Regions from separate parts of the Homo sapiens genome. Here region 2 is linked to region 1. Evidence: chromatin loops called from intact Hi-C (ENCODE). Cell type or tissue: Caco-2. All regions are shown on one strand. Links, peaks and the distances in the headings refer to the core of each region. The heading gives the core; the rest is flanking DNA. Region 1 has its middle 240 kb from the start of FAM30B. Region 2 holds the start of LOC124903442.

Evidence for each region. Peaks named below come from ENCODE experiments on the same cell type or tissue, not always from the same donor. Only the 100,000 strongest peaks of a DNase experiment are listed, where the experiment ranks them.
Region 2: it touches region 1 in a loop (5-fold over the local background); 3 of 110 quality-filtered maps call a loop at or near these places.

Annotation. Positions count from the first base shown.
Region 1 is chr15:20,248,084-20,264,004 of GRCh38, forward strand. It overlaps the pseudogene RHPN2P1. Among named protein-coding and RNA genes, the nearest start is that of FAM30B, 240 kb to the left of the region's middle. In Caco-2, for the core only: no CTCF peak of the experiment used is centred there; no DNase peak of the experiment used is centred there.
Region 2 is chr15:20,295,279-20,311,199 of GRCh38, forward strand. It overlaps LOC124903442, which reads left to right and starts at 375. Exons shown (of 5, transcript XM_047433398.1): 1 at 375-516; 2 at 5,106-5,272; 3 at 6,135-6,262. The coding sequence starts at 492. RefSeq lists enhancers at 1-385, 6,678-7,177, 8,977-9,854, 10,343-11,311, 11,312-12,278. In Caco-2, for the core only: no CTCF peak of the experiment used is centred there; DNase peaks (open chromatin) are centred at 6,373, 6,713, 8,173, 9,513 and 11 weaker places.

The DNA of each region.
Region 1 (15,921 bases), core at 3,326-11,325:
AGGGGAGGGGAGCAGAGGGGAGAGGAGGGGAAAGAGGAGGAAAGAAAAGAAGAGTGGAGAGTGAGTCCAAGGTTTCTGGCCTGAGCACCTAGAGGGGTGGGAGTTGCCATCACTGAGACGGGGAAGCTGCGTATGTGTGCGTGGGGGCAGATTAGGGTGGTGGAGGTGAGGTCTGCACATGGGAAGAGATAGTCACACTGAGACATGGCAGAGACCAAACCAGGACACTTCATTACCAGTCATTAGGTGTTCTTGGTAATTCAGCCATGCATAAAGAAATCAACAAACGTTTCCTTCCCTGTTAGCATGATACAGGCCACCCTATGGACCCCAAGGGAGATGGTTAAAGTCCTGGCTCCACAGTGGGAGGCCTGGGTGCTATGGAACCCATGAGAACACAGCCTGGGAAGCCCTCTGAGGCTCAGGACTGCACCTCATGACTTCTGAACCCAAAGTGGCCACGATGACTTGGAACACCCCCCTCTCCCAGGCCCTCTTCAGGGACCTCTCTGTGGCTGTCTGTGAGCAGGATCAGCTGGGCACAAAGTGGGACCCACATGTGGATGCAGAGGGACACACACCCAGCTGTCGGCGCTGCTGATCATTCTTCAGTGTGGCCAAGGGTGTCAGCCCCTCTGGCATGTGGTCGTAGAGCTGGGACAGGCACTTCTCCTGGTGGTCCAGATCCATGCCTGGCTTCACTGCAAAGAGAACCACAGGTTAAATCCCCTCTCATGGATCTGGCCACAGACCCACATAGAGATTTCTCTTTCTACCATGTCTCTAGTTTCCTTTCTTCTGCAGTTTCACAAGGCATTTGGGATCCTCGCTCTCCTTTCTGCCCCTGGACACACCCCAGGCAGTCTGACCCTCAAGCTTTTTTTTTCTTTGAGACGGTCTCACTCTGTCACTCAGGTTGGAGTGTGGTCTCACTCTGTCACCAGGCTGGAGTGCAATGGCACAATCATAGTTCACTGCAGCCTTGAACTCCTGGGCTCAAGTGATCCTCCCACCTCAGCCTCCTGAGTAGTTAGGACTACAGACATGCACCACCACATGCCAGGCCAATTTTTAAATTTTTTTGTAAAGATGAGGTCTTGCTACATTGCCCAGGCTGGTCTCAAACCCCTGGGTTCAAATGATCCTCCTGCCTTAGCCTCCCAAATTGCTGGGATCAAATGTGTGAGCCACCATGCCTGGCTACCCCGAAGCTCTTGCTCATTGGAACCAGTCATGCTCCAGAGGTTCAGAATTTTTTTTTTTTTTGAGATGGAGTTTTGCTCTGTCGCCCAGGCTTGGGTGCAGTGGGGTGATCTTGGCTCACTGCAACCTCCACCTCCCGGGTTCAAGTGATTCTCCTGCCTCAGCCTCCCGAGTAGCTGGGATTACAGGCACGTGCCACTATGCCCAGCTAATTTTTCTATTTTTAGTAGAGACGGGGTTTCAGCATCTTGGCCAGGCTGGTCTCGAACTCCTGACCTCATGATCCACCCAGCTCGGCCTCCCAAAGTGCTGGGATTGTAGGTGTGAACCACCACACCCGGTGAGGTTCATAATTTGACCCTGAGCCCCCACACGCTACCTCCTCTGACTCACCCACCACACAGAACCTCCTAGCATAGCCCAGACCCTGTCATGCCTGGCCTGCACCCCTCTGCAGGCCTGCACCCCTCTGCAGGCCTGCACACCTGCAGCACAGCCCCTTCCTGCTTCAACCACACCCTCCCTGGTGCATATCCTGCTCTCAAACCTCACAAAACCACTCTCCACTTCCCCAGCACCCTCGGCCTCTATTCCTGTGCTCAGACACTTTACTCCCTCTAGGCTGACCCTGCCCTCCTGTGCAGATGGAAAAGTTGAACTCAAATGTCACCGCCTCTGAGAAGCCATCAATGACTGCACCATGGAGTCCACCTTCTGCTGCATTTGTGTCTCTGCAGCAATCACCAAGGCACTATATGGTATTTCTATTTGTTTCCACATCTTGTCTCACCTAATAGACTGTATAGTACTAGGAGTGGTGGCTCACACTTTCAGAGAACCTACAGCATATAAAGCATTATTGAGCTTTGCATACAGGCCCTTCATTTTCATGACAGCCTGTGAGGTAGAGTCTCTCCATATACCCATTTTACAGATGAGAAAATCGAGGCAGAGGACAGCTAAGTAACTTGCCCAAGGTAATACAGCTCATTCATGGCAGAGCTGAGATATGAACCCAGGAAGTCTGGCTCCAGAGGCTGTCTTTTTAATTCCTCAGGAGGCTGCCTGGATTAGTACTCATTAGATCAAAAATCCCTGGCCAGGCACCGTGGCTCATGCCTGTAATGCCAACACTTTGGGGAGGCCAAGGCAGGACAATTGCTTGAGGCCAGGAGTTTGAAACCAACCTAGGCAACATAGTGAGACTCCATCTCTACAAAAAAAATTTTTTTCAATTAACTGGTGTAGTGTCATGTGCCTGTAGTCCCAGGTATTCAGGAGGCTGAAGTAGGAGGATCGCTTGAGCCCAGGAGTTCAAGAAGGCAGTGAGCCATGATCATACCACTGCACTCCAGCCCCACCCCAAAAAATAAATTAAATTAAATTAAATTAAATTAAATTAAATTAAATTCTGATCATCACAGATTTTTTTTGCATTAATTTTTATTTTATTATTATTTGTTTTTTTGAGATGGAGTCTTGCTCTGCTGTCCAGGCTGGAGTGCGGTGGCACAATCTCGGCTCACTGCAACCTCCACCTCCCCGGCCCAAGCCATTCTCCTGCCTCAGTCACCAGAGTAGCTGGGATTAGAGGCACACGCCATGCCCGGCTAATTTTCGTATTTTCAGTAGAGACAGAGTTTCACCTTGTTGGCCAGGCTGGTCTCGAACTCCTGACCTCAAATGATCTGCCTGCCTTGGCCTTCCAAAGTGCTGGGATTACAGGCGTGAGCCACTGTACCCGGCCTGCATTAATTTGGATTCTTTTAAAATATTACCTTAAAATGTTACCTATCTTGATGCCAGCATTTTTGGCATTCCCTTAGATTCTAGATTCCAGGTGAAAATTCATCCTCTTGCACACAGGCAGAATTAAAGGTGCCTCCTCTTCCTCTCTCTAAAGAAGCTTATAACCCCTAACCCCACCATGGCCTGTGCAGCAGCTGCCTCAGTCATGGGTCATTCTCATCCTCTGCCTTCAGCCTGTGAGCATCTCCAGGGAAGGCAGTTAGCTCTCGCTCAGCTCAGAATCACCCCTGGGGCAGCTGGACCACAGCCCTGGCCAAACCCCTGAACCCCACAGGCCTTACCCTGGTGGTCAATGAGGAGGATGGCAGTGAAGTAGTGGGCCAGCGCCGTGTAGTGGTGGGCCTTCACGCAGGCCAAGCTGGCCCAGGAGTAGGGGATGTTCTCTTTCACCAGCGCCTGGCTCATGGCTGCGTGCAGCTGTTGGTAGACCTCTCCCACCTGAAATAGAAGGGGCATTGGGAAGGGGCAGCCCGGCACAAGGGCCCTCATGAACCCATTTGCAGAGAAAGAGCCCTTTCTTCTTCTCATGCAACAGCCCCTGCCAGGGGCTGCTCCAGAATCTGGGAGCAACTCCAAGCAACCCCTCATTCTGTCACTGTCACAGTTAACAGGGGGATCAGGCTGCTGTCATTATGCTGGTTTTTAGGTTAAGCTGCACATGGAATCAGTGATCCGTATCTGAAACACCAACACTTGCCAAGAAAACTCAAGCCAGCAGTACTGGCCGGAGCTGGCACAATGCCCAGGTCACAGGCAAGCTCCCGTGGGAAGGCCCCGCTACTTCCAGTGCTCCTGTGCCAGCATTTACCGCCCACTCCCCAAAGTCACAGGAACCAGGGAGTCTTACCTTGGCAGCCTCCTGAGCCACCTTCACCAGCATGAAGAATTCATTCCGGATCCCAGGAAGGCTGATTTTCTCAAACACGCTTTCTTGGGCTTGTGTAAGCATCATTTTGACAAGCACGCTGAGCATGGCAGGGCTCATGTCGTAACTTGGAGTATGGGTAAATGTCTCTTTCAGGTAGTTTAAAACCCCTAAAAGTGGAAAATGTTTTGCCCATTAGTTCGGGTTTACATTTACTTCATCACGTTGCTGTAGAGAAAGATAGGAGGCCAGGTGCGGTGGCTCATGCCCATAATCCCAACACTTTGGGAGGCCAAAGCGAGCAGATCACTTGCATCAGGAATTTAAGACCAGTGTGGGCAACATGGTGAAACCCTGTCTCTACAAAAAATACAAAAATTAGCTGGGTGTGATGGCGTGCACCTATAGTCTCAGCTCCTCTGGAGGCTGAGGCAGGAGGATTGCTTGAGCCCAGGAGACAGAGGTTGCAGTGAGCTGATATCTCACCACTGCACTCCAGACTCCGTCTCAAAAAAAAAAAAAAAAAAAAAAAAAGGAAAGATAGGAGAAAAAAAAAAGAACCAGTGTCCTACAACATATTAAAAAGTTTGATTCTCAATTATATGGTCCAGCAATTCCACTCTTATGATATATATCCCCAAACAGTTGAAAGTGGGGGCTTAAATGATACTTGAACACCTGTGTTAATAGCAACATTATTCACAAGAGCTGAAAAGTGGAAACCACCCAGACATCCATGAGCAGATGAATGATTAAACACAATGTGGCCTATCCATACAATGGAATATTTTTCAGCCTTAAAAAGGAATGAAATTCTGACATATGGTACAGTGTAAATAAGGGCATTATGCTAAGTGAAACAAGCCAGTCACAAAAGGACCAATATTGTAGGATTCCATTTAGATAAGGTACCCGGAATAGTCAAATTCACAGAAACAGAAAGGAGAATAGAGGTTAGCTGGGGCTGGGAAAGGGGGCAATGGGAAGTTATTGCTTAACTGAGTAAGTACAGAGCTTTGCTTATCCATCATCCAGATGGAAAAGTTCCGGAGATAGCTGGTCACAGGGGCTGCTGCCTATAATCCCAGCTACAAGGGAGGCTGAGGTGGGAGGGTTGCTTGACATTAAGAGTTCAAGACCAGCCTGGGCAACATACTGAGACCCCTGTCTCTTAAAAAAATATATACTTTTTAAAAATGTATTTATTTTATTTATTTTTGAGACAAGATCACACTCTGTTGCCCAGACTGGAGTGCAGTGGCACGATCATGACTCACTGCAGCCTCAAACTCCTGGGCTCAAGAGGTCCTCCCACCTCAGTCTCCTGAAGAGCTGGGACTACAGCCATGCACCACCCCACACCCAGCTAATTTTAAAATTTTTTGTACAGATGGGGTGTGCCTATGTTGCCCAGACTGGTCTCCAACTCTTGGATTCAAGTGATCCTCCTGACTCAGCATCCTAAAGTACTGAGATTACAGGTGTGAGCCACCTTGCCTAACCAACAAAAAAAATTTTTAACTTCCGGAGATGTTTAGTGGTAATGGCTGCACAACACTATGAATGTACAAATGCACTTAATGCCATTGAACTGCACACTTCAAAATGGTTAAAATGTGCTTCTGGTTGGCAGATAATTTTAAAATTTTAAAAATTTAAGATAATCATTAAAATGGTAATTTTATGTTCTGTGTTATTTTACTATAATAAAAAACTGGTTAAAATAGTCCATTTTAAGTTATATATGTATATTTTAACACTATTTATTTATTTATTTATAAATAAGCGCCCAGGCTGGAGTGCAGTGGCATGATTTCAGCTCACCGAAACCTCTGCCTCCCAGGTTCAAGCGATCCCCCTGCCTCAGCCCCCCAAGTAGCAGGGATTACAGGTGCCCACCACCACACCTAGCTAATTTTTGTATTTTTAGTACAGACGGGGTTTCACCATGTTGGCCAGACTGGTCTTGAACTCCTGACCTCAGGTGATCTGCCTGCCTCAGCCACCCAAAGTGCTGGGATAACAGGTGTGAGCCACCCCACCCAGCCTTTTAACCCAATTTTTTAAAATTGGATTGTCTTCCAAAACACTTACATCTCTATTGAGTAGAGAAACCAGCCTGCTCCCCACAACTCCTGTGTCACCTGGGACAAAATTCCATCATGACAGGTATGGAGATGCAAGCAGACAGCAGGCAGAAGGACTGAGGGGCTCACAGGCGGCCAGGCTCACACATAAGATCTGAGTCATTCAGCAGTCCAGGGCTTTTCCCCTGGACCTCAAGAAAGATCTATTCTGGCCAGGTGCGGTGGCTCATGCCTCTAATCCCAGCACTTTGGGAGGCCGAGGCGGGTGGATCACCTGAGGTCAGGTTCAAGACCAGCCTGGCCAACATGGCAAAACCCTGCCTCTACTAAAATTATAAAAATTAGCCAGGCATGATGGTACACACCTATAATCCCAGCTACTCAGGAGGCTGAGGTAGGAGAATCACTTGAACCCGGGAAGCGGAGGCTGCAATGAGCCGAGATCTCACCACTGCACTCCAACCTGGGTGACAGAGTGAGATTCCATCTCAAAAAAAAAAAAAAAAAAACTCAATCCGTCTGCTCCAATGGAAATTTTCATGCTGCAGCCTTCCACTGACTTCTTTATAGTTTAGAAAATTAACTGTCCAAAGCGCTAACTGACAATCAATCTGGAACTGAAATAGAGTCTCTCATATGAATCCCATCCAACTGGGTCCTCTGGTTTTGTTGCTGAGCAAAAAAAAAAAAAAAAAAAAAAAAAAAAAATCCCCACCCTGTGGAGGGATGGCACCTGCTGTTTTGAGCTGTGAGCTCCGTGGGGGTTCCCTCACCCTCCCCACTGTTCTCCCACTTGCTTCATTTCATCTATAATTTGTCTCCACTGCTATAATCTCAGTGACAGGACACAGAGTGCCTGCCTAAGATTCCCCAGAAAGATGAGTCCAGAAAAAAGATTTACAACAAAAGAAATCAACTCATACTTGGAATCTTAGCATATCGCTTCATCCCAAGAGACCAATCTTTCATTTTTTTAATTAATTAATTATTTTTTGAGACAGGTTCTTGCTCTGTCGCCCAGGCTGGAGTGCAATGGCACGATCTTGGCTTACCACAACCTTGGCTGATCCTTCCATCTCAGCCTCCCAAGTAGCTGAGACTACAGGCATGCACCACCAGGCCCAGCTAATTTTTGTACTTTTTGTAGAGATGGAGTTTTGCCTTGTTGCCCAGGCTGATCTCAAATTCCTGAGCTCCAGCAATCCACCCACCTCAGCCTCCTAAAGTGCTGGGATTACAGGCATGAGCCACCATGCCTGGCCTATTTCTTGAATTAAAAAAAAAATTCTTTTTGACAATCATAGCTCACTGCAGCCTCAAACTCCTGGGCTTAAGTGATCCTCCTGTCTTAGCCTCTGGAGTAGCTAGAACTATGGGCGTACACCACCATGCCTGGCTAATTTTAAATATTTTGTAGAGACAGGGTCTTCCTGTGTGGCCCAGGCTGGTAGGACCAATCATTGTAACATCAGAAATTTCACAATGAGTTGAAGTGGCAAAGCTCTGGTTCTTCACAAGCTTGCAGGGCAAAGTGATATCAAACAATGATCCACATGGGTGGAAGGGGATCACACCCCAAAGCAGAATGTCGATGATCAACCTAGAAGGCAACACACTATAGAGCTAGTGTGGAGAACACACTGTGGTCTACACTGTGCCCTGCTCTTGCATCCATCCCCACGGGGAGTCTGACCCAGACACAGGCCCTGCTATGGGGGAGCAAGGCAGAACCCGTAGGCAAGGGTGAGCCGTGCCAGGCTCACCCACAGCACTGGGTCTGGTGACCCCGGTCCTCTACAGGTGTAAGCACTAGGTTGCTTTTCTCCTCGACCCCGCACCTCGTTCTCATACTAGGATTACCTGAGGTCAGGAGTTTGAGACCAGCCTGGCCAACAGGGCAAAACCTCATCTCTACTAAAAATACAAAAATTAGCCGGGCATGGTGGCAGACGCCTGTAATCCCAGCTACTTGGGAGGCTGAGGCAGAAGAGTTGCTTGAACCCAGCAGGCAGAGGTCGCAGTGAGCAGAGATTGTGCCACTGCACTCCAGGCTGGGTGACAAGAGCAAGACTCTATCTCAAAATAAACAAATAAATAAAATAAAATAACAAAAGACAGTTCCCAGAAGAAGGGAACTGAGCTATGAGACATCCTTTGAATGCATCACTTGACCAAGGGTTGAGAACACCCACCTCATGCTGGAGAAGTTGGCAGAATGCAGGTGACATAAAGGCATGGAGGGGCAGGGTGCGGTGGCTCACCCTGTAATCCCAGCATTTTGGGAGGCTGAGGCAGGCGGAACACCTGAGGTCAGGAATTCGAGACCAGCCTGGCCAGGATGGTGAGACCCCATCTCCACTAAAAATACAAAAATTAGCCGGGCGTGGTAGCGAGTGCCTGTAATCCCAGCTACTCAGGAGGCTGAGGCAGGAGAATCGCTTGAAACTGGGAGGTTTCAAGCAGTGAGCCAACATTGCGCCACTGCACTCCAGCCTGGGCGACAAGGGCAAAACTCCATCTCATAAATAAATAAATAAATAAATAAATAAATAAATAAATAAAGGCACGGAGAGTAATATGCACAGATAGGGTACACCTAATACAAGAAAAAGAAGCCTACAGTTTCACTATTTGGGAAAAGTTATTCTGCTCTTCATGACAGTGTTGAAAGAAACAGTTATGCACTGCCATCCCAGGGCCACTTGTCTGGAAAAGATCAATCATCAGCCACAGGATTCACCATGTACATCAGCCATCCCAGACTGAGGTCTGAACCACCAAGCAAGTTTCTTTTTTTTTTTTTTGAGATGGAGTCTGGCTCTGTCGCCCAGGCTGGAGTGCAGTGGCGCGATCTCGGCTCACTGCAAGCTCCGCCTCCCGGGTTCATGCCATTCTCCTGCCTCAGCCTCCCGAGTAGCTGGGAATACAGGTGCCCGCCACCAGGCCCAGCTAATTTTGTGAATTTTTAGTAGAGATGGGGTTTCACCATGTTAGCCAGGATGGTCTCGATCTCCTGACCTTCGTGATCCACCTGCCTCAGCCTCCCAAAGTGCTGGGATTACAGGCATGAGCCACCGCGCCCGGCCAGAGCAAGTTTCTTAATGGGAAGTTACACCAGAGCTGAAGACTGGTCTGGCCCTTGCAGGGGACGACCTGTAGACCCTCTTCAGTGGGGGGTCCCCTGGTGCCACCAGGCGGGGCCAAGGCTCTGTCCAGTCAGCCCTGGAGGAGACATACCTGCAGCTCTCTGAAAGGCATCTATGGCACTCTGCAGCCCAGCCTGCATCTGCCAATAGCGCCACGTCCCAATCTGGGTGTAGAGGGCCCCAGTGTTGAACAGGACACTGGCCTTCTCCAGCAGCAGGTTCTGCTGGCTGACCAGAACCCCATTGAGGGAGTCATACCTATGTGAAAGAAATGCATTCAGGGAGTACAGATTACTTGGCTAGTTAATGCTACTTTTGGATGCAAGTGGAAAAAATTATTATTATTATTTTATTTATTTATTTTTTTTGAGACAGAGTCTCACTCTGTCGCCCAGGCTGGAGTGCAGTGGCGTGATCTCGGCTCACTGCAAGCTCTGCCTCCCAGGTTCACGCCATTCTCCTGCCTCAGCCTCCCAAGTAGCTGGGACTATAGGCACCCGCCACCACGCCCAGCTAATTTTTTGTATTTTTAGTAGAGACAGGGTTTCACCGTTTTAGCCAGGATGGTCTCGATCTCCTGACCTCATGATCCGCCCACCTCAGCCTCCCAAAGTGCTGGGATTACAGGCGTGAGCCACTGTGCCTGGCTCTATTATTATTTTTTTAAGAGTCAGGATCTCACTCTGTTGCCCAGGCTGGAGTGCAGTGGTGTGATCATAGCTTACTGCAGCCTCCAACTTTAGGGCTCAATTGATCCTCCCACCTCAGCCTCATGAGAATAGCTGGGATTACAGGTGCATGCCACCATACCTGCCTAATTTTTTTTTTTAATTTTTGTAGAGATGGGGTCTCACTATGTTACCCAAACTGCTGTTAAACTCCTGGGTTGGCTGGGTGTGGTGGCTCACACCTGTAATCCCAGCACTTTGGGAGGCTAAGGCGGGTGGATCACCTGAAGTCAGGAGTTCGAGACCAGCCTGGCCAAGATGGTGAAACCCAGTCTCCACTAAAAATACAAAAATTAGCCAGGCATGGTGGCAGGCACCTGTAATCCCAGCTACTCAGGAGGCTGAGGCGGGAGAATTGCTTGAACCCGAGAGGTGGAGGTTACAGTGAGATGAGATTGCACCGCTGTGCTCCAGCCTGGGTGACAATAACAACAACAACAAACTCATTTCTTCAATAAAATTCAAGAATGCACATGCACTGAGGCTTTTGTTTCCAAGCAAGATGACAGGACTAATCGCACTGACCGCCACAGCCACACACACAAATATCTGATGGGGTAACTTTATAAACACAGCATGGGACATCCAGACAATGGACTATTACTCAGTACTAAAAATGGAGCCTTTTCAAGCAAGCCTTGAAAAGATGCAGAGGAAACATTACTAAGAGCCAACCTGAACGTTGCTACCTACTGTATAGCACGCTGTGTGAGTCCAACATTCTGAAAAGCCAAAAACCCGGGAGACAGAAGAAAGATCAGGGGTTGCCAGGACTTAGGGGGAGGGAGGGAGGAACGGCAGAGCACACGGAGGATTTTTCCAGCAGTGAAACTCTTCTGTACGACACTGCAAAGATGGATCACTGTCACTCTATGTTGGCCAAAAGCTGCAGAATACACAAGTACAAGAATGAACCCTAATGGGAACTATGGACTCTGGGTGATAATGATGTGTCAGGTAAGTTCCTCAATTATAAAAAAAAAAAAAAAATGCGCCAGGTGCGATGGCTCATGCCTGTAATCCCAGCACTTTGGGAGCCCGAGGCAGGCAGATCACAAGGCCAGGGATTGAGACCAGCCTGGCCAACGTGGTGAAACCCCATCTCTACTAAAAATACAAAAATTAGCCAGGCGTGGTGGGGCACACCTGTAGTCCCAGCTACTCAGGAGGCTGAGGCAGAAGAATCACTTGAACCCAGGAGGCGGAGGTTGCAGTGAGCCGAGATCACGCCACTGTCCTCCAGCCTAGGCAACAGAGCAAGACTCCGTCTCAAAAAAAAAAAAAAAAAAAAAAGGGCCAGGTGCAGTGGCTTACACTTGTAATCCCAGCACTTTAGAGGCCAAGGCAGGTGGATGGCTTGAGCTCAGGAGTTTGAGACCAGCCTGGGCAACATAGTGAAACCCCTCTCTACCAAAAATACATGGTGGTGGCATGTGCCTTTAAGCCCAGCTACTTGGGAGGCTGAGGTGGGAAGATGGCTTGATACTGGGAGGCAGAAGTTGAAGTGAGCTGAGATCACACCACCACACTCCAGCCTGGGCGACAGAGTGAGACTCCGTCTCAAAAAAAAAAAAAAAAGAAAAGTGTGTGTGTATATATATATAGCTTCTCCTAAATGAAATATGGCAATTACTAACCCCTCATAATTCTTTCTGAAATCTAAAACCTCAGGATTTGTTTTACTTGTTTATTTTTTCAGACCAAGTCTCACTCTGTTGCCTAGGCTGGAGTGCAGTGGCATGATCATGACTCACTGCAGCCTCAACCTCCTGGGCTTAAGCGATCCTCTCATCTGATCCTCCCAAGGAGATGGGACTACAGGCATGTGCCACCCATGCCTGGCACATTTTCTCTAATTGTTTTGTAGAGATGGGGTCTCACTGTGTTGCCTAGACTGGTCTCAAACTCCTGGGCTCAAGTGATCCACCAACCTCGGCCTCCCAACATGCTGGGATTCCAGATGTGAACCACCACACCCAGCCTAGGACTTGTATTATTTATTTATTTTTTTTTTAATTTTTATTTTTTGAGACAAAGTTTTGCTCTTTCACCCAGGCTGGAGTGCAGTGGCGCCATCTCAGCTCACTGCAGCTTCTGCTTCCCGGGTTCAAGCAATGGTCCTGCCTCAGCCTCCTGAGTGGCTGGGATTACAGGCGCCCACCACCACACCCGGCTAATTTTTGTATTTTTAGTAGAGACATGTTTGTCAGGCTGGTCTCGAACTCCCGACCTCAGGTGATCCACCCACCTCGGCCTCCCAAAGTGCTAGGATTACAGGTGTGAGCCACCGCACCTGGCCCTAGGACTTGTTTTAAAGTTTACTCATGAACCAAGGGGTGTGCAGACAGCTTCTCCCTAATTCATGACTAAGGAGAAACCACCTTTCACCATGCAGACAGCCTGGTGCATTGTTAGGAAAAGTCATCCCCCTTTCCTTTGCTTTCAATGAGGAAGGCATCAGTAGCCAACCATCGGCTATAGAAACATTCAATTCTGATATGCCCCGACCTTCTAGGATGTACTCTCCTTTCACTGACACTCCTAAAAACACTCAGAGAAGGGGTGCAGCATCTCCAAAGTACTTTTTTTTTAGGTTGTTGGTGTTTTTTTTTTTTTTTAATACAGACTCTCACTCTGTTGCCCAGGCTGGAGTTCAGTGGTGCAATCTTGGCTCACTGCAACCTCTGCCTCCCAGGTTCAAGTGATTTTCCTGCCTCAGCCTCCCAAGTAGCTGGGACTACAGGCACGCACAACCATGCCCAGCTAATTTTTGTATTTTTTAGTAGAAGCAGGGTTTCACCATATTGGACAGGCTGGCCTCGAACTCCTGACCTCGTGATCCACCTGCCTCGGCCTCTCAAAGTGCTGGGATTACAGGTGTGAACCACCACACTCAGCCTTTTTTTTTCTTTTTTGAAACAGGGTTTCACTCCTATCACCCAGGCTGCAGTGCGGTGGTGTGATCTAGGCTCACTGCAACCTCTGCCTCCCAGGCTCAAGTGATTCTCTTGCCTCAGCCTCACGAGTACCTGGGACTACAGGTGCATACCATCGTACCCAGCAAATTTTTGTATTGTTTGTAGATATGGGGTTTTGCCACATTGCCCAGGCTGGTCTCAAACTCCTGGGGTCAAGTGATCTGCTTGCCTCAGCCTCCCAAAGTGTTGGCATTATAGGTGTGAAAACCACTGTACCCGGGCTCCCAAGTATTTAAAGTATACTAATCTTTGAAAACACCAATTGGGTCTACGGCCATACCACCCTGACGTGCCTGATCTTGTCTGAAAATACCAATTGTGGAGAAGAATCAAATCCTCTACTTCCATTTTTTAAATCTGATCCAAGCTGAGTGTGTAGCTCATGCCTATAGTCCCAGCTACTCAGGAGGCTGAGGCAGAAATATCACCTGAGCCCAGGAATTCAAGACTAACCTGGGCAACACAGTGAGATCCCATTTCAAAAGAAACCTGATCTATTTCTGTTTGGTGCTTTTGTCTCACTGGACAAGACCTGATTTTCTCTCTCTCTCTCTCTCTCTCTCTCACTCACTCACACATACACATGCATGCCCCAGTCCAATCTGAGACAAGAATCTTGCTTCTGACTAATTCCATTTCAGAGCCCTGTGCTTCCCCAGTGATACAACAAGCAAGAAAAATGTCTCCTCTCCTTGGCTCACCTGTTCTGAGAAGCAAGAGGCCACAGTCTGTTGGGGCCATCTCCCTCGGATCACCTTCATAAATAAATACCAATGTATTGATATCTTTCTAGACTTCCCTGGATAAATGCAAGATAGGAAAGGGGGCTGAGGTGCACAGGGGTGCACCCCGGATAAATGCAAGATAGGAAAAGGGGCTGAGGTGCCCGCAGAGGGGCGTCTGTGATGCTGAGGCTCCGAAACTGTGGCTGCCATAACACGTGAAGCACCAGCGCAGACCTCAAGCACCTACCAGGTGAACAGGAGTCCCATCTGCCGCGTGGGTGGGAAGAATCAATTCTCAACAAAGCCCAGCTGGATGAAGTATGTCATCAGCAGTTCCACCCTGGCCTCATCCCGGCTGGGCGTCCGACAAGCCTGCGAGGAAAAGAACCCCAGAGGGCATGAGCAGAGGAGGACACAGCTGACAGCCCTTCCCGGAAGGTGCCCTGCACATACCAGCAGGTGCCTGTAACTATTTCTGCAGTATGACGACCTCACTGCTGGCATCATAAACTCTAGGAGGGGTGGAAAGAACCTGGCAGGAAGTCAGAAATCCTGGAATCCAGTCCCAGCCCTGCCAGGAGGCAGGTCTCTCCCCTTCTATGGTTTTCCTTTTTTTTTTTGGGGACGGAGTCTTGCTCTGTCACCCAAGCTGGAGTGCAGTGGTGCGATCTTGGCTCACTGTAACTTCCACCTACCAGGTTCAAGTGATTCTCCTGCCTCAGCCTCCCGAGTAGCTGGGATTACAGGCGTGTAGCACCATGCCCGGCTTGTTTTTGTATTTTTAGTAGAAACGGGGTTTTGCGATGTTAGCCAGTCTGGTCTCAAACTTCTGACCTCAGGTGATCCACCCGCTTCAGCCTCCCAAAGTGCTGGAATTACCAGCATGCACCACCACGCCCAGCTAATTTTTGAATTTTTAGTAGAGACGGGGTTTCACCATGTTGGCCAGGATGGTCTGGAACTCCTGATCTCAGGTGATTCTCCTGCCTCCGCCTCCCAAAGTGCTGGGATTACATAGGCGTGAACCACCGTGCCCGGCCTCCTTCTACAGTTTTCTTATGCAGCAAATGGAATGGATGATTCCAGCACCCCCCAACCATCACCTCAATCTACCCACGATTCTGTTAAGACCACAAGCATGCAATAATGGGGTTCCCCGAAGACTTGGAAAAACTACCCTCCCCTCTCTGCTGCACACAAAAACTTACTTGTCTCGGATCCATAAGATCTGTGATTTCATCTTCATATAAATAGCCATCTTCACTGTAATGTTCCAGGATAAAATCCTTAAAGAAAAATAAGGTTAGATACTATAAAATGTGATTGAAAACCATGTATGTGCATAACAGTAATATGTCATTTGTGACCTGTTTCTAAAAAGGCAGAATAAAGAAAAACTTACAGTGATTTTCAAAGTGGGGGAATTTATTTTCTTAATTTATGTAGTTTTTTTTATATGGAGTCTTGCTCTGTAGCCCAGGCTGGAGTGCAGTGGCACAATCTCGGCTCACTGCAACCTCTGCCTCCCAGGTTCATGCAATTCTCCTTCCTCAGCCTCTCAAGGAGCTGGGGTTACAGGTGCCCACCACAACGTCTGGCTAATTGTTGTACTTCTGACCTCAGGTGATCCACCCACCTCACCCTCCCAAAGTGCTGGGATTACAGATGTCAGCCACAGTGTCCGGCCATAGAATTTTTTTTTTTTTTTTTTAAAACAGGGTTTCACTCCCATTGTCCAGGCTAGAATGTTGCGATCTCGGGTCACTGCAACCTCCACCTCCCAGGCTCAAGTGATTCTCATGCCTCAGCCTCCCAAGTAGCTGGGATTACAGGCATGTGCCACCATGCCCAGCTAATTTTTGTATTTTTAGTAGAGATGGAGTTTCACCGCATTGCCCAGGCTGGTCTCAAACTCCTGGGCTCAAGCAATCCATCTGCCTCAGCCTCCCAAAGTGCTGGGATTACAGGTGTGAGCCACTGCACCCCATGCCTATGTTTTTAAATGCTGTGTTGCTTCAGTAAAAGTGAGAGTTGAAGTTAATTTTTTGCTTAAAAATGTCTTTGTGTCTGCGCATCATGGCTCACATCTGTAATCCCAGCACTTTGTGAAGACAGGGCAGGTAAATCACTTGAGCCCAGGAGTTTGAGACTAGTCTATGGCCTATACATTCAACTATACTGCAAACACTGCAGATATTCAGGGGCTCAGACTTGCAATTCTGGGCCTCCCTCAGGACCCAGACAAGTTTCCCAGCACAGACCCTGAGGGTAGGACTGTCATAACAGTCCCCAGATACAGGTTTCCTTTGCCAAGAAGACCCTTAACCATGTTATAAAGGCATTTTATTTTATTTTATCTTTGAGGCAGGGTCTCACTTGG
Region 2 (15,921 bases), core at 5,088-13,087, 49 kb after region 1:
CGGGCCGGGCCTCAGCGACTGAGGAGCGCCTGCGAGGCGGAGGGTGTCTCGCAGTCCGGGTTCGATCCCAGCCGCGAGCCGTCAGGCGACAGGACATGGTCGGCCGCCTGCCTGCCTCAGTTTCCGCGAGAGTGTGTGTGGGTGTGTGTGGGTGTGTATGGGTGTTGGCCTGCACACACCGGGGGTGGGGGGTTCGGTATACAGTCGGCGCCTAATGCGCGCGGTGCCTCCCCCCTCCCCCCAGTCCCCGTGGGGCGGAAGCTGGGGACTGGAGTCCACCAGAGCAGTAGGCGGCACCCGCGGGGAGACAGGTGTCGGCGCAGCCCGGGAGGATCAGGTGCTACCTCTCCCGGGTGGGGTTTGTGAGGAGTGAGCTCTTCGTCCCCAGTGGCGAGCAAGTCTGTCGGTGGCTCATCACAGAGCACTGTTTTGGAAAGCGTTCCACCCACCTCAGCTTCGTGCTGTGTTTGGGCCACTAGTCAGGGGGAAGGATGCTGAGCGACATGGACTTTAGAGGTGGGGCTCCCGCTGGACGGGATGGCTCTGGGCTCTCGAGCTTACCCCCACCCTTGTCTCCTAAACCCGTTAGAGTGTAGGAATCATTGGGAGCACCTGATAAAAATGCCACGGATTGTGGCTCACCAAAGCAGGGAAGCCGATTTGGAACTTAAACAAGCTCCCAAGTTGTGATCAGTCGAGCTTGGCAAGCACTGTTTTAGAGAGTAGGCTTCCTGCAAGCAGGAGCTGTTTTTGTGTATACCTCACCATGGCATCTTGGTACCTGGCATGGTGCCTGGCACACGGTAGATGATCAGAAAATATCTGTAGAAAGTCTAAATTATTAGGGAGAGTGCAACATAGGAGTTCTTGAGACATTTTCAGGAGCTTCTTGAGATTAATATCTGTCAGATTTGTTTTACAGTATATGATTTTTCTCAGCTCCCAACTTTTGTGATTGTTTTTAATGCCATGTTTTCAGTATGTTCTAGGCAAAAGCAGGGTATATGTTGCTTAGTATACACTATCCACTAGGCCGGGTGCGGTGGCTCACTCCTGTAATCTCAGCACTTTGGGAGGCAGATTGCTTGAGCCCAGAGGCTTGAGGCTGTAGTGAGCCAAGGAGTTAGAGACAGGTGTGGGAAACATAGCGAGACTCGTCTCCGCAAAAATTAGCTGGGTGTGGTAGCGTGCACTTGCAGTCCCAGCTACCCTGGAGGCTGAGGTGGGAGGATCGCTTGAGCTCAGGAAGTACAAGTTGCAGTGAGCCAAGGTTGTGCCACTGCATTCCAGTCTGGATAATACAGCGAAACCCAGTCTCTTAAATAAGTAAATAAATACATAAATGATTATGTATACTCCAGCTAGGTTAAAATTAATTCTAAATCAAAATTCTAAATTAAAATATGCATATTTCTTTCTCTTCATCATTTGAGAACACTAGGCTTTTAGGATTTCATTCCGTTGGGGCAGGTAAATATCTACATTTTTGACAAAGCAAATATGAATTACTGTTAATTCAAGAAAGGTGGGAATTTGCTTAAACCTGAGTATTTGTAGTCTGTGATTTTTTTAAATTTTAAATGTAAATTTTCTTTTTTTTTTTCTTTTTTTTTGAGATGGAGTCTCACTCTGTCGTCCAGGCTGGAGTGCAGTAGCACAATCTCAGGTCACTACAACCTCCACCTCCCGAATTCAAGCGATTCCCCTGCCTCAGCCTCTGGTGTAGCTGGCATTACAAGTGTGTGCCACCATGCCCAGCGAATTTATGTATTTTTAGTAGAGAGGAGGTTTCACTATGTTGCCCAGGCTGGTCCCAAACTCCTTGACCTCAAGTGATCTGCCCACCTTGGCCTCCCAAAGTGCTGGGATTACAGGCATGAGCCATGGCACCTGGCCTTATTTTTATTTTTTTGAGACAGAATCTCAGGCTGCCACCCAGGTTGGAGTGCTGTGGCATGATCTCCACTCACTGCACCCTCCACCTCCCAGATTCCAGTGATTCTAATGCCTCAGCTTCCTGAGTAGCTGGGGTTACTAGACCCGGCTAATTTTTGTTGTATTTTTTTAGTAGGGACTGGGTTTCCCTATGTTGGCCAGGCTGCTCTGGAACTCCTGGCCTCTAGTGATCCACCTGCCTCGTCCTCCCAAAGTGCTGGAATTACAGGCATGAGCTACTGCTCCCAGCCAATCTTTGTGACATTTTGAAATTGAGGTTTATATTTTGTTCAGAGTCAAAGCTAAAATAGAATTGTTTGAAAATTAATATTTCAGGAACTGTTTTTTAATTAAGTTGAATTTTATTTTATTAGTTTCATTTCAGTAGGGTTTTAACTTAAAAAATATATAAATATATGTGTGTGTGTGTGTGTATAAATATATATATATATATATATATATATATTTTTTTTTTTTTTTTTTTTTCCCCTGACACGGAGTCTTGCTCTGTCACCCAGGCTGGAGTGCAATGGCATGATCTTGGCCTCACTGCAGCCTCCACCCTCCCAGCTCAAGCAATTCTTCTGCCTTAGCCTCCCGAGTAGCTGGGACTACAGGTGCCTGCCACCACACCCAGCTAATTTTTATATTTTTAGTAGAGATGGGGTTTCACCATGTTGTCCAGGCTGGTTTTGAACTCCTGATCTCAAATGATCTGCCCTCCTTGGCCTCCCAAAGTGCTGGGATTACAGGCGTGAACCACTGTGCCTGGCCTAAAAAATATTTTTAAAGACAGGATCTAGCTGTGTTGCCTCAGCTGGTCTTGAACTCCCAGTCTTGGCCTCAAGTGATCCTTCTGCCTCAGCCTTCTGAGTAGCTGGAAGCACAGCTGTGAGCCACCACACCTGGCTTTTTTTTATTTCTAATAAAAAATTAATAGAGTGTCTTGTTTCACTGGACAAAATACGCATATATAGGAAGGAAAGACTTTTGGACTTGAGATTGCGCTGAAGAAGAAAAATGGAAAAATTAGGCATTTTAGTCTCTCAGTATGTTATTTTTGTAGCTTATACAGATATGTCTTTTTAAAGTGTCTTTAAAAAGCTTTATTGAGATAAAGATAAATGAGATAAATTCACCTACCATGAAATCAACCCCTTGAGTGCAGAATTTTGTGGTTTATAATATATTCACAGAATCGCACAAACAAGACAGGTATCTAGATACTTTCAGACCATTTTCATCAGTCCACAAGAAATCCCATACCCATTAGCAGTCATCCTTATTCCCTTTTCCCCTAGTCCCTGGCAATAACTAGCCTACTTTCTGTCTCTGAGTTTAGCTCTTCTGGAGGTTTCACAGAATGAAATCTTACTACATATGGTCTTTTGTGATTGACTTATTTCACTTGGCACAGTGTTTTCAAGGTTTATCCATGCTGTAGCGTATATCAGCACTTCATTCTTTTTTAATGCTGAGTAATCTTTTGAATGGATATACCATATTTTATTAGTTCCTCTGTTGATAGGCACTTGAGTTTTTTTTCCAATTTTTGGCTATTATGAACAATGCTGCTATGAACATTTGTGTACAAATTTTAGTGTGGATGTATATTTTCATTTCCCTTGGGTATATCCCTAAGGAATAGACTATCTGGGTCATATGATAATTGTTTAAGACTACAGGCACGTGCCACCACACCTGGCAAATGTTTAAAAATTTTTTGTAGATAAAGGGTCTCGCTGTGTTGCCCAGGCTGATCTTGAACTCCTGGCCTCAAGAGATCCTCTCACCTCAGCCTCCCAGAAAGTGTTGGGATTACAGATGTGAGTCACTGCACCTATAAAAGAGGCTCATACCTCTTTTTACATATTTTTTTTGAGACAGGGTTTCACTCTGTTGCCCAGGCTGGAGTGCAGTGGTGGGATCACAGCTCACTGCAGCCTGGACCTCCCTCCATATGATTCTAGCTGTGGGTGTCTTTCCTGTAGTTTTTATTATGTTGTGGTATGTTTCTTCTGTACCCGTTTCTTTGAGGATTAATAGCATGAAGGATGTTGAATTTCACCAAATGCTTTTTCAGTTTCAGTTGACATGATCATACTGTTTTTGTCATTTATTTGATTGATATGATGTATCACATTGTATGTTGAGTGACCCTTGCATCCCAGGGATACATCGCACTTGATCATGATGAATTATCTTTTTAATGTATTACTGAATTTGATTCACTGGTATTTTGTTGAGGATTTTTGCATCAATATTTGAAATACTGGCCTGTAGTTTCCTTCTTTGATGCCTTTGTCTGATTTTGGTAGCACAGTAATAATGGTCTCATAGAATAAGTTTGGAAGTATTCCCTCCTGTTTTTCAAAATAGTTTGAGTAGGATTCGTACTAGGTCTTTAAATTGTTTGTTGTGAAGCCATCAGCAGTGAAGACATCAGTTCCTGGGCTTTTCTTTACTGGGAGACTTTTTCTGATGGCTTCAATCTCATTTCTTGTTACCAATCTGTTTTGGTCTTGGATGTTTTCATTATTCAACCTAAGTAGGTGTATACAACCTAAGTAGGTGTATTCCTAGATGTATGCATCTAGGAATTTGCCAATTTCTACTAGGCTTTCCAATTTATTGGCATATAATAGCCAGTTATGATCCTTTGAATTTCTGAAGTATTAGTTGTAATGTCTCCTTTTTTTTAATCTGTTGATTTTATTTATTTGAATCTTTTCTCTTTTTTCTTAGTTAGCCTGGTTAAAAGTTTGTCAATTTTGTTTAGCTTTCCAGAAAACCAACTTTTCATTTAATCATATGTGTTTTTTATTTCAATTTTATTTCTGCTATGATCTTATTTATTTTCTTATTTTCGGTTTAGTTTGTTTTTACTTTAATAGTTCTTTAAGATGTATTGTTTATTTAAAGTTTTTCTTTTGTTTGGATGGTAGGCACTTATAGCTGTAAATCTCTGCCTTTGTACTGCTTTCTGCATAACAAGTTTTGGTATACTGTGTTTTCATTACCCTTTGTTTCATGAAATTTTTGAATTTCTGTCTTAGTATCTTCATTGACCCACTAGTCATTTATTCAGGAGGGTAGTGTTTAACTTCCATGTGATTGTATTGTTTCCAAAATTACTCTTCTTATTGATACCTAGTTTTATTCCTTTGTAGTCAAAGAAGATGGCCACGGAGACAGCAGCGTGGTCAGAGTGGTAGGAGCCGGCCATCAGCGAGAGCTGCTCCATGCCTGGCTGCTGGGTGCTACAGCCTGTGGCCCACTGGCTTGCCTCACTGTGGTTGGTGGTGGCGGTGACAGAGACTGCAGCACGACCAAAGTGGTAGGACAGGGGCTATCCAGGGCTGCACCTTTCGCAGTGTGGGGTGGGTTGGGGGCGCTATCCAGGGTGTCATTGCCTGCATTAGGGGTACTGGTTGGTAGCACTGTACAGGGCTTCACTGCACATGGCAGGGAGGGTGGGTTATGGGTGCTTTCTGGGACTGCAATGCCCATGGAGAAGGACAGGTTAGGGCACTATCAGGTATACGCTACTGGTGGCATTGGGGGATGGAGGTGGGGGGAGCTATTGAGGGCAGGACTAGCCGTGGAGAGGGGTGAGTTCAGTGCTATCAGGGGCTGCACTGCTGGCGGCGGTCAGCAGAGTTGGCATCCAAGGAAGGAGTGGTTCTCCTCTCCCTGACTCCACACTCCAGAGAGCGACCCACTCTTGGTCATACTGGGGTGCGGCAGGCGCACAGCGTTTGCGTGGGAATCCTGAGCGTGGCAGAGCCCCCACACCCACCGTGGTTCCTGGGCCTGTGCACTCTGGGTCTGTGCCTCAGAGGCTGCCAGGCACCCCTGGGGACACCACGGGGGACAGGGCCCTGTGTGTGGAGGCGTCCGGAACAGGAATTGGCACCTGGGTGCGGAGGGCTGTCTGGGTCTGAATTTTTCTGCTTCTCCTACTCCCTGAGGAGTGCAGCCCTGGTGGGCCCAATGGTTCCTGTGGAGTGGGGAGCTGGGTGCTGTGGTGTCTCCAGCACCCACCCCAGACCCCAGTTCCTGGCCAGCTTGGGCCAAAGGGAGAGGCTGGACTTTGGAGGGTGGGTGTGAGTGCCTTTGCTGAAACTGGCCCCTGCCACCCAGTGGCTGGCATGACAAGGTGAGGCTCTAACCCTTCCACCCCTCACATCTTCCTCTAGGCTTTTCTGGCTTTGCCCGCCCAGCTGCTCCATGCCAGGAGGAGGAGGAGACACCTAGAGCCTGCGACACCACGGCTCGCCTCGCTGCGGGAGGGTGGCATCAACGGAGACTGCAGTGCACCAGAGTGGTAGGAGAGCGGCCGCACTAGGAGGGCAGGTGGCTGCAGCCAGGGTTGGGGGTCAGGCTTACAGCAATGGACGGGCTGCAGCAGTGGCCAGGTGGTAGGAGCCTTGTAGGGAGGGCTGGCGCATTGGCAATGGCTTTGCCCTGCCCATGCCGTGGATCTGACCCTGTACTGCCCTGCCTTGCCCTGTACCTGCCCTACTGTTACCTGGACTGTCTCGGCCCTGTCCTACTCTGGTCCCATCCTGACCCTGTCTTGGCCCTGTGCTACCCTGTCCTTGCCCTGGTCTTGCCCTGGCACTGGCCCTGCCCTGAACCTGCCCTGGCCTGACCTTGGCTCTGGCCCTGGCTCTGGCCCTGCCCCTTGTCCTGACCCTGGTGCTGTCATGGCACTGGCCCTGCCAATGGTCATGGTCCTGCTCCTGTTCTGGCCCTGACCTGGCCTTGGACATGTCCTGGCCCTGCTTTGGCCCATCCCTGCCCTGGCCCCACCATAGGCCTGCCTGTTCTACCCTCTCCTGGCACTGACCTTGCCCTGTCATGGCCTAGTGGTGCCATTGCCCTGCCTTACCCTGTGCTGGTTGTGCCTTGGCCCTGCTTGGTGCTGGCCGCTCCCTGGACCTGCCCTGACCCTGCCTTGGCTTTTGCCCTGCCCTCACTATGGCCTGGCCCTGACCCTAGCCCTGGTCCTGCCATATCCCTGGCCCTGCCCTTATCCAGGCCCTGGCCCTGCTGCTGGCCTGGAACCTGGTCCTGTCAAGGACCTGCCCTGACTCTGCCATGGCCCTGGCCCTGCTCTGCCTTGTTCCTGGCCCTGACCCAGACCCAGACCCTTTCCTGGCTCTGCACTGGCCTTTCCGTGGTCCTGAGCTGGCAGTGGTCTGCCCCTGGTCTTGCCATCACCCTGCCCTGCTGTGCTCTGGATGTGTCATCACCCTGACCTGGCCCTACTCTGCCTTTGACCCTGCCCTGGCCTTACCTTGGCCCTCACCCTAGTCTTCACTAGGCCCTGCTCTGGAGCTGGCCCTAGCACAGACCTGGCCCTGACTCTGGCCCTGGTCTTTGTCCTGCCATAGCCCTGGCCCTGAAGTGAACTTCGAGGTGTCCTGGCCCCGGCGTAACATAGCTCTGCATTGGCATGTCCCTGCCCTGCCGCTACCATTGCCTTGCCCTGCTCTGCCCTGTCCCAGTACTGACCTGGCCATGCTATTTCCCTGCCCTACCCTGCCTTGGCTGTGCCCTGGCTCGGTTCTGGCCCTGGCCCCGGCCCTGCCCTGGACATGCTCTGACACTGCCTCAGCCTCGGCACTAGCCTGGCTCTTCTTTGGCATCAGCTCTGCTCTCTGTGTGGACCGGCTCTTGTCCTGTCCTGCACTGGCCATACCATGCCCTGCCCTGCCCTGCCCGACTCAGCCCTGGCTCAGCCCTGGCCCAGCCTTGGCCTTGGCATTGCCCCTGGTCCTGCCATATTTCTTGCCCTGTCCCTACCCTGGCCTTGGCCCTGACCCTTACCTTGCCCTGGCTCTGCCCTTGCCCTAACGCAGCCCCTGGCCCTGTCATGGCCCTGCCCTGGACCTGTCCTGGCCCTGGCCCTTCCCTGCTTGAGACCTTGCCCTGGTTCTCCCCTGGCCCTGACCCTGAAATGCCTGGCCCTACCCTGGCCTTGCACTGCTCTGGCCCTTGCCCTGACTCTGGTCCTGTCACTGGCCTAGCCCCAGCCCTGTTGCTGGTCTTACCATGGCCCAGACCCTGCCTTGGCCCTTCCCTGACACTGTCCTGGACCCTGGCTGTGCCAAGATCCTGCACTGACCGTGTCCTTGTTTTGCTCCTGCCCCGAACCTGGTCCTGCCCAGGCCATGGCCATGGCCCTGGCCCTGCCCTGGCTGTTCCCTGGCCCTGCCCTGCCTTGGCCCTATGCTTTCCTGGCCCTGTCTTGCCTGTCCTGGCCCTGCCTTGGCCCTAGCCTGGCTTTGACCCTGCCCTGGCCCTACCTTGGCCTTCACCCTAGCCTTACCTGGCCACTCTGTTGGACCTGGCCATAGCACAGACCTGGTTGTGGCCCTGGCCCTGCCATGGCCCTGTCCCAGACCCTAGCCCTGCCAGGTACCTGTCCTGGCCCAGCTCTGGGCCTGGCTTTGTCCCTGGTTCTTAGATGAACCTGGCCCTGCACCTGCCCTTGCCCTTGCCCTGGCACTGGCCTTGGACATGTCCGTGGTCCTAACCCTGGCCCTGCCCTGGAGCTGCCACTGTCTTGGCCCTGCCCTGGCTCTGGCCCTGCCCTGGCCCTGGCCCTGCCCCGGCCCCAGCCATAGACCTGCCCTGGTTGGTCATGCCCTACCTTAACCCTGTGCTACCCTGGGCCTGCTCCACCCTGCCCTGGCCCTGCCCTCCCTTTGGCCCTGCCATGACCCTGCCTTGGCCCTCACACTGGCCCTAGCACAGACCTGGTCCTATCTGTGGCCTTAGCCTGGCATTGACCCTTGCTCCTGACCCTGGCCCTGCCATGGCCCTTGCCCTGCCAATGACCCTGACAGCCCTGGCCCTGGCCCTGTCTTGGCCCTGGCCCTGAACTGGCCCTGCCCTGACCCTGGCCCTGAAGTGGATTTGCAGGTGTCTTGTCCATGATTTAACCTGGTCTTATCATGGCCCTGTCCCTCCCCTGGCTCTGTCCTGGTCTTGTGCTGACCCTGACCCAGACCTTGGCCCTGCCCCAGCCTTGTCCTTGACCTGGCCATGGCCCTGCCTCTGCCCTGGACCGAGGCTGGCACTGGCATGGACCCTGGCCCTGGCCGTTCACTACTTAAGGCCATACCCTGGCCCAGCCCTGGTCCTGACCCTGTCCTGGCCCTAATTTGGCCTGGCTCTACCCTGGCATGCTATTCTGGCCCTGGCCCTGACCCGGTCCCTGTCCCTGTCCTGGCCCCAGCCCCGTTGCTGGTCCTGCCATGGCCCTTGTTCTGACATTGCCCTTTCCTGGTTCTGGCCCTGGCCCTGTCCCAGCCCTGCTCTGGCCCTGGTCTGAACCCTGGCCCTGCAATAGACCTGCCTTGGTCCTGCCCAGACCCTGGCTCGGGCCCTACCTCTGCCCTGGCCATACCCTTGCCCTGGCCTGGACCTCGGTCCTGGTCCTTGTCCTGCCCCAGCCATGGTCCTGGCCCTGCCCTGCCTGTGCCCTGTTCTATCCTGGGCTGGCCCTGCCATGGCCTGGTCTTGCCATTGCCCTGCCTTAGCCTGCCCTGCTTGTGCCCTAGATCTGCCCCGGCCTTTGCCCCGTCTTGGTTCTAGCCTTGACGCAGCCCTGGACCTTCCCTGACCTTGCCTTAGCCCTGGCACTACCCTGGCCTTGGCTTGGCATTTGCCCTACTCTATGGCCTGGCTCTCGTCCTGCCCTTATGCAGGCCTGACCCTGCCTGTGCCTTGGCTTTGGCCTGGACCTTGGCCATACAGTGACCCTGCCATGACCCTTTCCTGGCCCTGGCCTGGAACCTGGCCCTGCCAAGGACTCGCCCTGGCTCTGTCATGGCCCTGGCCCTTTTCTGGATTTGGATGTGTCCTGTCCCTTATTTCCCCGGCGCTTCCCTGGCTCTGCCATACCCCTTCTCTGGGGTAGGGCCAGGGTCAGGACCAGGGTAGGGCCATGGTAAGGCCTGAAGATGGGAAGGGCCAAGGCAGCGGCATGACCAGGGAAGGGTCAGGGCCAGGAATGTGGTAGGACTAGGGGCAGAGCTGGTACTAGGGCTGAGCCGGGGCAGAGCAGGAGAGATTACGTTAGGCTGTTATGTAAAATTTTTATTTTAGATTTTTAAGATAACTACAGTAGTAGTAATAATGTCTATACTATGTTGTTTGTAATAGTAATAATATTTGCAGTAAATAATCACTAAATTTTAACTAATACTATCTTTGCTTCCAGTAGTATTCTATGAGTATAATTTTATCAATATGTAAATATGTGAGGCATTGATTCTCACAATAATTCTACATGCTAGGTACTTAAAGCATCCCCATTTTCCAAATGTAGGAAACAGGCATAAAGAAGTTAAATACTTGGCCAGATTACTCCTGTAATCCCAGCACTTTGGGAGGCCAAGGCAGGCAGATGGCTTGAGCTCAGGAGTTTGGAACCAGCCTGGGCAACATTGTGAAACCCCATCTCTACTAAAAATGCACAAAAAGAGCTGATTTAAGTTTCTTGTAGGATTCTGGTTATAAAACACTGCTCAAACACACAGGGCATGGATAGGGCAGGGCCAGGGACAAGGTCAGGCCAGGAAGGGGCCAGGGCCAAGGCAGGGCCAGAGCTGGACTTGGAGGTGTCCTGGTCTGATTTGCCCTGCCCCAACGTTGGCCCAGCCCTGCTCTGGCACTTCTGTCATGCCCTGTCCCTGGCCTGAGCATTGGCCCTGTCCCTGTCCTGCTTCTGGCCCTGCCCCGGAGTTGACCAGGCACTACCATGGTCCAGTCCTGCGTTGCCCTGCCCTCCTCTGCCCTGGCGCTGCCATGGCCCTGCTTGGGCCCTAGCTCTGCCTCGACTCTGGACCTGCCCTGACTCTGCTCAGCCCTGGATCTACCCTGACTCTGCCTTGGTGTTGCCCTCCCATCTCTATGGCCTGGCTCTGGCCGTGCCTTGCACAGGCCATGCTCTGCCCTGCATGTCCCAGCCTGGGCCCAGCCCTTGTCCTACCATATTCCTGACCCCAGCCGTACCCTTGTTCTGGCCTTGACCCTGCCGTGGCCCTCTCCTGGCCCTTCCTTGGTCCTGCCCTCCCCTTCCATGCCCTGGCCTTGCCCTCACCCTGCATTGGCCCTGCACTGGTCCTGCCCTGCCCTGGCACTGCCTTGGCTACGGCCCTGCCTTCTCCCTGGCCTTGCTCTTGCCCTGACCTGGCCTGACCCCAGGCCTACCGAGTCCATGAAATGGCCCTGGACTTGCCTTGCCATCGTCTGTCCTGGACCTGTATTGTCCCCACCATGCTCTGGTCCAGCACTTACCCTGGCCCTGTTGCTAGTCCTGCCACTGCTATGGCCCTGCCCTGTTTTTGGCCATGCCCTGTGCTACCTTAGCCCTGCCCTGCCTTGGCCCTACCGTGGCCTTCTCCTACCCTGGCCTGGCCCTACACTAGCCTTTTCTACCCTGGCCTTGCCCTTCCCTGGTCTTGCCCTGCCCTGGCCTTGCCCTGCCCTGGCCTTGGCTTTGCCTTATCCTGGTCCTGGTTCTGCCCTGGCCCTGCTCTTGCTCTGGATCCTCTCTGGTTTTGCCTTCTCCCTGGCCCTGCCCCTGGCCCAGTCTTGACCCTGGCCCTGGCCCTGACAATCCCCAGGCCCCACACTGGCCATGCTTGGCCCTGGCCCCTCCTTTGGCCCTGCACTGGCCCTGTGCTATCTTAGTCCTACCCTGGCCCTGAACTCGCCCTGGCCCTACCCTCACCCTACACTGGCCCTGCCCTACCCTGACCTTGCCCTGGCCTGGCCCTGCCTTTGGCCTGCCCTGGCTCTGGTTCTGCCCTGGCGTTGCCCTTGCCCTGGACCCTCCCTGGCCATGTTTTTTCCATGGTCCTTCTCTGGCCTTGCCCTTGCCCTGTCCCCTTTCTGGTCCTGCCATGTTTCTGGCCCTGCCCTGTCCATGTCCTGGACCTGACTCTGGCCCTGGACCTCCCTGTCCCTGCCCTGCCATACTCTGGCCCATTCTTGCTCTACACTGACCCTGCCCTGCCTTGGCCCTGTGCTACCCTAGCCCTGCCCTGGCCTTCTGCTGACCCTGATCCTGCCATGGCCCTGGCCCTGCCATGTCCCTGCCCTGGCCCTGGTTCTGCCCTACTTCTGGCCCTGGCCTTGGTCCTCTCATGTCCCTGGCTATGACCCTGCCCCTGGTTTTTCTCTGTCCATGACCCTGCCCCGGTTCTGTCCTATCCCTGGCCCTGTCTCAGTTCTGTCCTAGCCCTGGCCTTTCACAGTACTTTATGCTTAGTAAGGGCTCCATGGTGTCTGTGAGTTGAATGTTGTGTTCATAGTATCTGCCAAAACAGAAAGAAAAAAAAATCTGATGATGAGAAGTTAAAGCTTTGTATATAATATGCCTTGAATTGTAAGTGCTTGTTATTAGTTGTATTACATATAGGTCATGGTTTTGTACACATAACTCCAAACCATTGATACTGTTAAAAGAGTATATGAATATATGAAAGAATGTATAAACGTAAGAATGTATGAGTATCTAATGAACTTTCCAAATTAATTTTTATTTTTAGCTCTATTAGATTTTTCTCAGTGTAACAAATGTTTATTCCTATGTAATTAAGGGCGTATTTCCTGTACAGAGTATTCATATTACCTAATTGAAAATTATATAATACAAAAATATAATATTATTTTTAGGCCAGGCATGGTGGCTCATACCTGTAATCCCAACATTTTGAGAGGCCAAGTTGGGAGAATCATTTGAGTCCAGGAGTTGACCAGCCTGGGCCACATATTGAGACCTTTTCTTTATTAAATAAATAAATAAATAAATAGGTTGGGCACTGTGGCTCATATCTGTAATCCCAGCATTTTGGGTTGCAGAGGCAGGAGGATTGCTTGAGCCCAGGAGTTTGAGACCAGCCTGGGCAGAATAGCAAGACTCCATCTCTACAAATAATAAAATATTAACCAGGTGTGGTGGTGCGCACCTGGGGTCCCGGCTACCCGGGAGGCTAAGGTGGGAGGTTTGCTCAAGGCTGCAGTGAACTGTGAATGCACCACTGCATTGCAGCCTAGGCCACAGAACAGGACCTTGTCTATAAATAAAGAAATAAGTAAAAACATAAATAAAAATAAGTAAAAAGAAATATAAGTAAATATAAATATAAATACATGTAAATATACAAATGAATACATGAAAACAATTTTTAAATTTAACATCACTGAGGGCATCCTATCCATTTCATTTCATGATTCCATTACGTCATTTCACTTAGATGAAATGATAATATGACTTGAGATGAGATGAAATGACTAAATGATGAGATGAGATGAAATGATGAGATGAAATTTTGAGATGAAATGGTGAGTAGAAATGATGAGATTAAATGATGAGACAAAATGACAAAATTGAAAAGAAATTGAAAGGAGATGAGATGAGATGAAATGAGATGAAATGATGAGATGATGGATGAAATGATGAGATGAAATGAGATGAAATGATGAGAAGAAATGATGAGATGAAATGAAATGAAAAAATGAAATGATATGAAATAATGAAATTGAAATGAGATGAGATGATATAATGAGATAAAATGATGAGATGAAATGAGATGAATGATGAGATGAAATGATGAGATGATAAAATGAAATGATGAGATGAAATGAGATGAAAAATGATGAGATGAAAAATGAGATGAAATGAGATGAAATAATGAAATGAGATGCAATGAAATAATGAAATTATGAAATGTAATGATGAAATTGAAATGAGATGAGATGAAATGATGAAGTGAGATGAGATGAAATGAGATGAAATGATGAGATGAAATGAGATGATGAGATGAGATGAGATGAAATGATGAGATGAAATGAGATGAAATGAGATGTAATGAAATGAGATGAAATGAAATGACATAATGAAATGCAATAATGAAATGAGATGAAATGCAATAATGAAATGATGAAATAAAATGATGAAATAAATGGAAATGAAATGGAAATGATGAGATGAGCAGAAATGATGAGATGAAATGATGAAATGATGAGATGAGATGAAATGATGAGATGAAATGAGATTAAATGATGAGATTAAATGATGAGATGAGATGTGATGAAGTGAGATGAAATGATGACAAGATATGATAACATGAAATCAGATGAAATAATGAGATGAAATGATGAGATGAAATGATGAGATGAGATGAAATGTGACGAGATGAAATGACAATGAAATGAAATAAATGATGAAATGGAATAATGAAATGGAAATGATGAGATGAGATGCAATGAGTTGAAATGATGAGATGAAATGATGAAATGATGAGATGAAAAGATGAGATGAGATGAGATGTGATGAAATGATGACACGAAATGATGACATAAAATGAGATGAGACGAAATGATGAGATGAGATGAAATGGTGAGATAAAATGATATGAAATGAGATGAAATGATGAGATGAGATGAGATGATGAGATGAACTGATGAAATGAAATAATGAGATGAAATGAAATAATGAAATGAAATTGAAATAAATTTGAGATGAGATGAGATGATGAGATGAACTGATGAAATGAAATAATGAGATGAAATGAAATAATGAAATGAAATTGAAATAAAATTGAGATGAGATGAAATGAGATGAAATGATAAGATGAAATTATGAAATAAAATGATGAAATGATGAGATGTGATGAGATGAAATGATGAGATGAGATGACATGAAATAATGAAATGAAATTGAAATGAGAAGATATGAGATGAGATGAAATGATGAGATGAAATGATGAAATGATGAGATAAGATGAAATGAGTTGATGAGATGATGAGATGAAATGATGAAATGATGAGATGAAATGAGTTGATGAAATGATGAGATAAGATGAAATGAGTTGATGAGATGATGAGATGAAATGAGATGAAAAGATGAGATGAAATGATATGAAATGAAATTAGATGAAATGTAATGAGATGAAATGAAATGACATAATGAAATGAAAAAATGAAATGAAATAATGAAATGAGGTGAAATTAAATGAGATGATGAAATTAAATGATGAAATGAAATAATGAAATGGAAATGAAATGGAAATGATGAGATGAGATGAAATGATGAGATGAATAATGTGATGAAATGAGATGAAATGATGAGATGAAATGAAATAATTAAAGGAAATTGAATTGAGATGAGATGAGATGAAATGATGAGATAAAATGAGATGAAATAAATGATGAGATGAAATGACGAAATGCTGAGGTGAGATGAGATGAAATGAGATGAAATGATGAGCTGAAAGGATGAGGTGAAATGATGAGATGAAATGATGAGATGAGGTGAGATGAGATGAAATGAGATGAAATGATGAAATGATGAGATGAGATGAGAAGAAATGAGATGAAATGAGATAAGATGAGATGAAATGATGAGATGAGATGAGATGAAGTGAAATGAAATGAAATAATGAAATTGAAATGAGATGAAATGAGATAAAATGATGAAATGAAATGATGAAATGAGATGAAATGATGAGATGAGATGATGAGATTAAATGATGAGATGAAAAATGATGAGATAAAATGATGAGATGAATTGAAATGAGATGAAATGAAATAATGAAATGAGATGAAATGAAATGATGAAATGATGGTATTGAAATGAAATTGAAAGATGAGATGAGATGAAATATGAAATGTTGAAATGAAATGATGAAATGAAGAGATGTGGTGAGATGAAATGATGAGCTGAAATGATGAGATGAAATGAAATGAGATTAAATGAGATGAAAAATGATGAGATGAAAAATGATGAGGTAGGGAGGAGCCAAGATGGCCAAATAGGAACAGCTCCGGTCTACAACTCCCAGCGTGAGCGACGCAGAAGACGGGTGATTTCTGCATTTCCATCTGAGGTACCAGGTTCATCTCACTAGGGAGTGCCAGACAGTGGGTGCAGGTCAGTGGGTGCGCGCACCGTGCACGTGC